Regions from separate parts of the Homo sapiens genome. Here region 2 is linked to region 1. The links are chromatin contacts, found by Hi-C or POLR2A ChIA-PET in ENCODE. All regions are on one chromosome and are shown on one strand. Each heading gives the region's core, a stretch centred on a gene start or an enhancer-like site at or near the end of the contact. The rest is flanking DNA. Distances are from core to core; before and after follow the strand shown.

Evidence for each region. Hi-C counts contacts between places; a loop is a spot of excess contacts on that map. ChIA-PET counts read pairs that join two places held with the same protein, here RNA polymerase II (POLR2A). Pooled maps may share reads with other maps.
Region 2: a loop to region 1 is called in a pooled map, with 8 times the contacts of the local background. The contact joins the promoter of ZSCAN23 here to the promoter of ZSCAN9 in region 1. A Hi-C loop is called at or near these places in 3 of 37 single-sample maps with no recorded cell type and 13 of 50 pooled maps. POLR2A ChIA-PET finds 5 or more read pairs at or near these places in 3 of 52 experiments (H1, activated CD4-positive, alpha-beta T cell and activated naive CD4-positive, alpha-beta T cell).

What each region holds. Positions count from the first base shown.
Region 1 is chr6:28,223,156-28,228,480 of GRCh38, reverse strand. ZSCAN9 (zinc finger and SCAN domain containing 9) reads right to left here and starts at 3,206. Exons shown (of 4, transcript NM_006299.5): 1 at 3,115-3,206; 2 at 977-1,469; 3 at 644-791. The coding sequence starts at 1,396. RefSeq lists an enhancer at 3,302-3,401.
Region 2 is chr6:28,440,801-28,446,125 of GRCh38, reverse strand. ZSCAN23 (zinc finger and SCAN domain containing 23) reads left to right here and starts at 2,635. Exons shown (of 4, transcript NM_001012455.2): 1 at 2,635-2,727. RefSeq lists enhancers at 2,453-2,532, 2,703-2,752, 2,326-2,836.

The sequences.
Region 1 (5,325 bases), core at 1,957-4,456:
GTATCTGTCCTTATAAGATGAGAGAGCTTGCTCTCTCTCTGTATGCATACAGAAGAAAGGCCATGTGAGGATACAGCAAGAAGATGGCCATCTATAAGCCAGGAAGAGGCCTCACCAGAAACCAAACCTGATGGTATCTTGATCTTGGACTACTAGCCTTTGAAAATGTGAGAAAATAAATTTCTGTTAAAGACAACCAGTCTGTGGTATTCTCTTAAGGCAGCGCAAGTAGACTAAACCAAAGCTATTATCAACCCCATTTTGTAGATGAGGGATCTGAGGTCAAGTGGTTAAGTAATCTGCCCAATACAAGCAGCTTCCATGAGGCGATGCCAGGATCTGAACCTGTCTGTCAAACCTTGAAGTCCATTCTCTGAAGCTGTGCTCCACAGCGATCCCTGAAAGCCTTCCTCATGTACCATGCATCAGAAGTCCAGAAAGCTTCCAGGGTGGTACTCAGGGAGAAGTCTGCACGCAGGGAGAAGGGTCAAAGATGAGCACACTAGGCTCTCAGAAGAACTGACCATTACTGCTATCTGGTAAGGAGTCTTTGGGTCTCCTGTTTTCCCAGCTCTGGGTTTATTGTTTGTTTTTGCTTGACCAGGTGGGATTCGTTCAACATCAAATAAATGCTGTCCCTCACCTGTCTCTCCAATAGAATGGCACTTCTGAGCAGAGTCACATGTGAGCTGTGGCTCCTTAGGCTGGGACTGAAGGGTCAGTGGTGTCTGCTCTGCTAGAGGCACCATCTCTTTACAGAGGACTTCTTGTCTGTGTCTGTGGGCCACCATCTGGGGACAAAAAGACAAGATTTGACTTTTGAAGAAATTAACTGTCTGAAATAAACACTTCCAAGAAAGAAGGAAACAGGAAGAGAGTATTTTATCACCAATGTCAAGGAGACACAAAGCAGAAGTGACAAGGATTCTTGGCATGCCAAAATACACATTTTTCTCTAGCAAATCTCCCTTCCTACCTCATGTTGTGGTTCATCGAGCTCTCTCTCCAGATCCTCCAGCAAAATCACAGCCTCTTCTCCACTCTCTGGACAGTGTTCCCTCACCCAGCCCTGGAGCTCCTTGGGCAGAATGGATAGAAACTGCTCCAGCACCAGCAGATCCAAAATCTGCTCCTTTGTGCTCACATGTGGCCTCAACCACTGGTAGCAAAGTTCCTGGAGTCGAGTAAGAGCCTCCCTTGGTCCAGGGGTCTCTTGGTAGCACAGCTGTCGAAAGTGCCTTCGGAAGATTTCCCTTGCCAGTGGATTACTGCGTTTCAGTCTGGATTCCTGCCATTGAAGGTGACTTTTTGCTTCCACTTTCATTGTCAGAAGTTCTTCCCATGCCTCGGGAACTTGAACACCCAGGGATAAAACCTCCTTTGAGTTTGTATTCATCTTGACCTTGAACAGCTTAAAAGGTACCCTCCAGCTGGAGCTATGCTTCAAGACAAACCTTGGAGGCGCTTGCCTAAGCAGTAAAAATAAATTATTTATATAGAAAAATGATAATAGCTGATGACAGAAACTGATAATACAAGCAATTATCATAGGCCCTAAAGCTCTTCTCTGAAAAGTGATTTGGTGACCAAAGGATGGAAATAATGGAAATATATATATTCATAATGTGCTAAGAGCATAAGCTTTTAAGTTACCCAGATATGGGTTTTCTTTCTTTCTTTTTTTTTTAAATGGGGAATTTCACTCTGTTTCCCAGGCTGGAGTGCAGTGGCATAATCACAGCTCACTGCAACCTCAAACTCCTGGGTTTAAGTGATCCTCCCACCTTGGCTTCCCAAAGTGCTGGGATTACGTCAGCCACCACAGCTGACCCAGACCTAGGTTTTATTCTGATCCTAATATTTACTAGTTGTGTGACCTTGTGCCAAGTTTTTAAATCTTCTTTCAATCTTGATTTCTTTATGTGAAGAAGAAATAGCAATAATGCTTCACAGAGTTCATGGAGGAAAACAGCCCATGAATTAGGGACTGCACCGATCACTCAGAAAGTCTGAATAAAAAGTTTGAACTCACTGTATAAACATCAACTTAGAGAAAGAATAAATGGAAATATTGTTACTGTCGACTAAATGAACGAACCAACATTTACTTTACTATTTACTTCAGTTTTCTTAATCTTCAAAACAACCATTTAAGGTTAGTATTATTTTCACTAAATTTACAGAAAGAAAGGCTTAGGTGGATTCCAAGTCCTGGAGCTTTCCACACCGCCCTGCTGCTACTGAAGAATAACAGTCAACACTGCACAAGTCTACAATATGCTTTCAGATACAAGACTATATTTCATCCTCACAATTACCCACTGAGGTTTTATTATAATAATTATTTCACTAGATAAGAAATGGAAGCCAGGGAAAGTTAAGTAGATTGCCCAAGGTCAACTTCTTTTTGAGGACAATCCTAAGAAGCCAAAGAAGCCCAAGGGAAAAGTTTTCTCCACAGACGCAGGAAGCACCTGAAACCCATGGGGGTGTTCCCAAAATGTGTGTCTCCAAAATGCCAGGAAGCACAGCGCAGCAGCTGAATTCCAGCTTGAAAGGCCCTATGGCAGACATCTGGGGAATCTGAATTGGGAGGTGGAGAGAAGTACAGGGAGACCCAGAATATGCCCTTTAACGGGCTCCTCAGTGATTTGTATGTATTATAAGGTTTGAGAATCAATGAACTAAGGAAAAGGGAATCGGGAACTGCTACATTCTGCGCTTGAAAACCAGTCCATTCAACGCCCCTTAATTTGCTTTCAGAATCTAGAGGTAAGAGGGTATACAGGTTCTCCATCGTGAAGGCTGCCAAAGTCTTAATTGTCCTTAACTTCCTCTCCCGGGTGTTTCTTTCCCTGAGTCCTAAGCCTGTTGTCGTTATTCACCGAGGTGACCCTTCAGCCTCGCAGTCCTCCTACAACCCTTTCTTGTACAATGTCCCCACAGCTGGGGATGACCACTCTGGTCTAGGGGACGCCCGAAGCCGCCCGGCACTGACCGCCGCCCCCTCCTCCGGCTCCCACTTCCCAGCGGCTGAGGTTCACTTTCCACACCCCTTTTCCAGCCCCACCCTCCCTGACCCGCCTCCATTCCCGGTCCCCACAGCCAACTCACGAGACCCGGAACGCGCAAGGAGGGAGAGGGGGTTACCGGCCCGGCGTTGCTAGAAGCGCGGCACGAACAATGGCCGGGCAGGGAACAAAGATGCCGACCTCTCCTCGAAGGCGGACGGAGCAGAGGCACTTCCGGGCCGGTCTAGGATTCCATGTCTCGATGTCCGGCGTTCACCTTGCTTCGGACTCAACCCCCAATTTCCTGGCGTCCAGTTCTTTTTCAGCAGTGAATCACATAATCAGAATGTCATACGTGTGTGGGCCGCACACAGGTTTTAAACGGAAAACGTTGATGAAGCATAGACCGTTAACTATTGAAAATGATGATTTTTAAAAGCATTTTTAAAATTAATACATTATTTATGGTTTAAAAACCCTCAGACAATACCAAAATTAATAAAGTAAAATGTCAAACCCCACCTACCCCTCCTTAGTCCCACTCCCCGAGGCAGCCACTGTCACCGTTAGCCTGGAATTTGTATATCATTGTGATCCTCTCTCACACACACAATGGCATTATTTTATATTTAGCCTTTTCTCCCCCGCTTATTTTAACGTTTTCACTTCATGTATCCTAAAAAGCTTTACTCATCATGTAAGTCTAACTTATTGTATGGGTGCATAACAGTCCATAAAGCAATTTATTTGTCCAGGCCCCTATGTATTCTTTATTTAGGCATCTGCCTGCGTGCTTGCCTTCTTTCCTCCCTCCCTTCCTCTTTTCCTACCTTCCTCCCTCCCTTCCTGCCTTTCTCCCATCCTCCTTTCCTTTTCTTTCTTTCTTGTTTTTGTTTTTTGTTGTTTTTTTTTTTTGCTGTAAAAGTTTTCTGGAGTTTTAGTAATAATAATACAAAATCAAACCAAAACCAATTAAATAAATTTGTCACCCAGGCTGGAGTGCAGTGGCACCATCATAGCTCACTGCAGACTGCAACTCCTGGCTCAAGCAATCCTGCCTCAGCCTCCTGAGTAGCTGGGACTACAGTCACATACCACCATGCCCAGCATTTTTTTTGGGGGAGGGGGGTAGAGACCAGGGTCTCGCTTTGTTGGCCAGGCTGGTCTCTAACTCCTGACCTCAAGTGATCCTCCCACCTCCGCCTGGCAAAGTGCTGGTACAGGCATGAGCCACCATGCCCAGCCTTAAATAAATTTTATTGGTACAAAAGAGCGTAATTGTAGGTACTGTTAGTCATTCATCAGTTTTACTATGCCAACCAGAATGATGGTGTCACGTAGATTAAACTATATTCTGTTTGTTTTAACAGAATCTTATCATTTATTTTATTAAAGCAGTAAGAAAGTATCTTGTGTGTTAATGGAGGCTCCATGATCTGTTTTAACTCCAAAACGGTAGTAGCTCGGAAAATTTCTTTATTATTTTCCTCAACCTAGCCTTCTGAGGGCATTAAATAAACCCAAGCTTTATGCTTTACTTCTTTTTCTTTCAAATATCCAATAAGTATATAATCAATAAGAGCACTAACATGCAGAAAATTTGCTCAAAAATCCTCATCACTTTTTCCACCATACCATGTTCACTTGCAAATCCCTCATTACAAACTTTCCTAACAAACTATGAAATGAGAGTAAATGCTCAATTTCTCTTGGACTTGAATAGACTGTTTAAATATGTTATTCTTTTCCATTTTGTATGACCATCTGTGACAAGTAAATGCAATTTAATATTTGTATGAAACTTCTTAAATGTCTCACTGGCAGTTGGTTAGGGTCTCTCACTGGTTTATATGTGCTTGCTAAGTGGGTCAACTATAGGGCTCAGGCAGGCTCCAGCCCAGAGTCAAGTGGGCAGCACGTTGGACTTCACAATGGTTAGCCCTGAGAGAGACTGGCTTTCATTTGTCTGTTTCCGGGAAGATTCCACTATAGCAGTACTTTGATGAGTATCCTGGGACAGAAGGGATTATTTTTAACATATAACTGGGAATCCGTACTGAATATTGAAAATGCCACACCAACTCAAAGACAAGAAATACTGACTGCAAAATCAACCAAAAAGGTTAAGGATTACCTGAATCTAGAAGCAGGCATATTGGGATACTAACTCGGCTGTGGGTTATGCCATAAGCTAAAAAAATTAAGATGAAATAAAACAAAAAGAAAGAAGACAGAAAGAAAGAAAGAAAGACAAAGCAAGCAAGAAGGAAGGAAGGAAGGAAAGAAAGAGAAAGAATGAAAGAAAGAAAAAAGA
Region 2 (5,325 bases), core at 1,386-3,885, 220 kb before region 1:
GGGTACAGAAGATAAATACTCATTTTTGCAAGAAAAAAGAGAAAAAGTAGGGAAGGGAGGAGGGAATGAAGAAGGAAGGAAGGAGAGGATAAATAAATAATGAAAATTGGGTATGAGTATATGTGGTAAAGGGACTGGGGATGGAAGCAGAACTCCTCTAAACATACCTTTTTATATAGTGTGGATTTTGAACTAAGTAAATGTTTTGAATTGTCAAAAAAATTAAAAAGGGATGAAAGCAAACCCTGAAATGGAATATAAACAGAAACAAATGCTCCTAACCATATATCGTTTAAAATATAACCACAGAGAAAATAATTAATTCAAATAAGGTATTTATACAGCTATACTCCCTTAATGGGATATAATTCAAAAACAAAACAAGCAAAGAAATTTTGAATTCTACATAGTAGATATGTTATTGCTAGTGATGTATTGGTATTATAATCTTGAAACTATTTTGTTTATAAGAAACTATTTTGTTTGAGTGAATTTATTTATGCTGTTGGGAGCCAGAGTTTTCACTGTGGGTGAAAAGAAAAAAAACAAATGTGCAACGGTGAAAAATGTAAAAGAATTCTGTGGAGTTGTTTTTGAACAGAAAGTATCTTATAAAATCCTCCATATATATATTATATATGTATATGGAGGATTTTATATCTGTATATAATATATATTATGTACATAATATATAGTATATAATATATTATATATGTTATATATAATACACATATATATAATATAAAATCCTCCGTATATAATATATAATATATAGGATAATATGTAATATGTATTATATATAATATATAATATATGATATATAGGATAATATATAATACGTATTATATATAATATATTATATATATAACATATTCATATATTCTAGCTCTTGTACACTGAAGGAGCCTAGAGGCAATAATATGTCCTAGTAGTGAGAGGTGAAGCTGGCTGGGCTTCCGGTTAGGGTGGGGACATGGAGAACTTTTCTGTCTAGCTAAAGGATTGTAAACACACCAATCAGCACTGTGTCTAGCTGAAGATTTGTAAATGCACCAATCAGCACTCTGTGTCTAGCTGAAGATTTGTAAATGCACCAATCAGCACTCTGTAAAAATGCACCAATCAGCACTCTGTGTCTAGCTAAAGGTTTGTAAACACACCAAGCGGCACTCTGTAAAGATGGACCAATCAGCACTCTGTAAAATGGGCCAATCAGCAGGATGTGGGCGGGGCTGAATAAGGGAATAAAAGCTGGCTACCACCCCCGCCCCAGTCAGCAGTGACAACCTGCTAGCATTGATTTTTGTGCTGTGGGATCTTTGTTCTTTCCCTTTTCACAATAAAACCTTACCACTTTTCAGTTTTTGGGTCTGCACTACTTTTAAGCATTGTAATGCTCACTACGATGGTCTGCAGCTTCAGTCCTTAAGTCAGCGAGACCACGAACCCACCAGAAGGAAGAAGCAACTGCAGGCACGCCACCCTTAGGAGTTGTAACACTCACTGCAAAGGTTTACGACCTCACTCCTGAAGTCAAGTGAGACCACGAACCCACCGGAAGGAAGAAACTCTGGACGCATCTGAACAGCAGAAGGAACAAAGTCCAGACACACCATCTTTAAGAACTGTAATGCTCACCGTGAGTATCCGCGGCTTCATTCTTGAAGTCAGAGCAGGAACCCACTGGAAGGAGCCAATTCTGGACACAGTAGACTGGCAGGAACCAATGCCAGACACAGTAGCAATGAGGTTATTCATTGCCCGAAATCCAGATCTTGGTTTCTATATACCATTTTTCACTGATGTACTGTAGCTTCATGAAGCAATGGTGATTCTAGGTTTAGGGTAGGAATAGTATAAAATGGGACTGAAATATCTTTTGTGAGAAAGTGAAGTGCACAAAAACTGTTGGGAACTTATCAAAGGACATAGAAACCTGTTTGTGGCCGGGTGCGGTGGCTCACTTCTGTAATCCCAGCCCTTTCGGAGGCCGAGGGAGCGGATCACTTGAGGGACAGGAGTTCAAGACCAGCCTCACTAAGGCATAGTGGTGTGTTCTTGTAATCCCAGATACTCAGGAGGCCGAGACAGGAGGATCACTTGAACCCGGAATGCGGAGGTTGCAGTGAGCTGAGATCGCATCCACTGCACTCCAGCCTGGAGACTTTGTCAAAAAAAGAAAAGAGAGGGAGCAGTGTGAAAGGGCTCCAACTGACCAAATTTTAAATAATTTGAGCATCAACATAATAATAACAGTAATTATTTGTAAAGGAATCCATGAGTTCATCGTGATAAAATGAGACGGCAGGGAAAAGAAAGGGTATTCTTTGCAGGAAATGGCAACTAATAAATGTAGAAATGTGCTTCAGTTTCCTCACCTGTTAAATGGAGATAATTGTACCTAACTCACAGGGTTGTTATGCGGGGTAATGAATTAATACGTGTTAAAACACTATGTTGGCCGTTATTATATTGCCGCGTGGAAGACAATGTGTCACCTAGTATCTCACTTAAGACTACAGACGGGATTCAGAGTGACGACCACAGAGGTGTGGAAACCTCCGGCCTTCCTAGAAGGAACACAGCCGGAACCGCTGTTTCGCGGAGAGCGGGCCGCGGTGACGCATTTCCGGCCTTTGTAGTTTATCATTCTTTGGGCTGCGGTTGTCAAGGATTCAGAGCAGATGTGATCTGCGCTAGGTGGCATCTCCTCTCACGGATGCCTCGGTGAGCTTCGGAGTCGGGCTACCGCTGAGGGGCTTCGGAAGGGCCAGTCTGTGCACTGCGACCTGGACTGGGTGTGGGGATTTGGCGGCAGGGTCTTCTTGGCCAGAGATGGGCCGGGCAGGTGAAGGGCAGAGGAGGTTGCTCCGCAGCCTGGAAGGGCTTTGTTAACCAAAAGTCAGCGTCGTTGCCCCTACCCCTTTCCCCCACCCTATGTCTGTTCCTGAGCTCTTCAACCTCTCTGCCCTGTACTGATGGCACTCTGAACTCTCCGTATCTGCATCTTAGGATTCAAATAGATTCGGATATGAAGAAATGTTTGTATTTTCCGATGTCTTATTCTCTACTGTGGACTTATTTTAAAGAATGAGCAGGGATAGTTTTAAACTATGCCACAGCCTTTCTTAGTCTAACTCACATAGTATAAAGGCTCTTGCTGCTATCGAATTTTTTAAAAGAATAAATAGCATCTACTATGTGCCAGCCCAGCACTGTTCTAAGCACTTTACAAATATTATCTGCTTCTCATAACTCTATGAGATAGACACTATTATTATGTAGACTACACCCCACCTCTCTGTCCCGCCCCTTTTTAAAATTAACATACAAGAAGAAAATGAAGTTAGTAACTTGCCCAAGGTCGTAGAGCGAGTAAGGGGTGTAGGCAGGATTCAAATACAGGCAATTTGGCTCCAGACTCCATTTTCTTAAAACCTTTGCTATGCTAACTCCACTCTGTTCCTATATTAGCTTTACAGCTATAACCCGGGAAGTTACTTCGCTCATTTGAATCCCGTCCTTCTTTTGTACCTCAGTAGTCCTGGGCTTCTAGTTAGGATTTGATTGGAGAGAATATATCTGAAGACGTATATCTTTCAGTGTTTCTGCAAACCTGATGAAACAGCCGTTTTATTGGTTTGTGTGCATGTTTTCACCCACTCATCTTGTTCTTTGAGCAATAGAAAAAGATTACAGTCTTGGCCCTAAGGGAAAGTAGCAACTATTAATTAAACTACCATTGTACCAAAATTGTACATTATCTTATTAAAAGATTAATTTGCATGTTTATATGCCAGGTTTTGTGCAAAAACACTTTGTATGCATTATCTCATTTAATATTCTCAACAAGTTGGCAAGGCAGTTGTTGACCTCATTTCATATATGAGCTTGAGGCTTAGAAAAATCAACTAACTTGCCCAAGATCACTGCGTTAAAATTCACAGATGGCCTGGCACTATGGTTCATGCCTGTAATCCCAGCACTTTGGGAGGCCGAGGTGGGCAGATCACGTGAGGTCGGGAGTTCGAGACCAGCCTGACCCATATGGTGAAACTCCATCCTACTAAAAATGCAAAAATGAGCCAGGAGTGGTGGTGGGTCCCTGTAATCCCAGCTACTCCGGAAGCTGAGGCAGGAGGATTGCTTGAACCTGGGAGGCAGAGGTTGCAAGTGAGCCGAGATCGCACCACTGCACTCCCGCCTGGGCAACAAAAGCAAGACTCTGTCTCAAAAAAAAAAAAAAAAAAATTAACAACCAGATCTGCCTGTGTTCTCTGCTATCTCATACTACCTTCTGCTTGTCTAAGGTAAATAAAATATATGGGCTTATATCAACTCTATGTGTGCACATGTGTATACATGTGTATATACGATTGCAAATGCATAGAAAAGGACACATTCCAGTATTTAAGACTGTTTATTTCAGGGTAATAGAACTTGGTGAAAGAATTCTATATTCCTCTCTACTTTTTGGATTTAAAAAAGGTTCTGAAGAGAAGTAATGGTACAAGATAAATTGTGACTGAGGGTGAAAGGTGGGACTCATACAGTACATGACATATGAGTGGGCAGTTGGAAGAGGGTGAGCTGAAATGGGTAAAGAAGACTTCAGAGAGGATGTGAGATTTGAATCAAGCTGCAGAGATTGGGTAAGGTTCGAATAAGGGAAGAAGGCAAGACCAAGCTCATGGCGCAGGGATGAGAAACGCCTGATTAGAATAATGAGAAGAAAAACCTGACTGGAGCTGAGAGTTTTTGCTTGTGGAATAGAGGAAACCAAGAGTGGAGCCAGACAACAGAAGCTAAAGGTCTGACTGGTTTTAAACTGTGCTTGAGAGTTTGGGAATTCATCCAATTAGTGAGGAGCCATAGATGGTGTCAGCGGAGGTGAGGGTCGTGGGATATATGATGATAAAGGCACATTTGTATTACATGCTGCTTAGTCTTCACCTACGTGCATGTCCTTGGTTAACAGCATCCTTCCATGAGGATGATGGTAGATTTGGGGGTGTTCAGCTTGCTGAGGCTCTAGGAGGAACCAACTTTAAAATGCAGATGTATTTTTTAAGGTAAGACTTATTATGCTAATTATATACCTGGCATATACATTGAGGTTGTGATCCTGAATGGAAGATTAGGAACTCTATGTTTGTGACGAGGAGGGCAGTATTACAAAAAACTGGGGAAGCCTTTTGGAGACACCAGGTTCAAAGAAGAACTCAGGTATGCTGGTGCAAGGATCTGGGTATTAAGGCCACCAGATAAAAGCAAAATCAGGTGAAGGAAAGCAAAAATGAACCCAGAGTATACAGAGAAAATAGG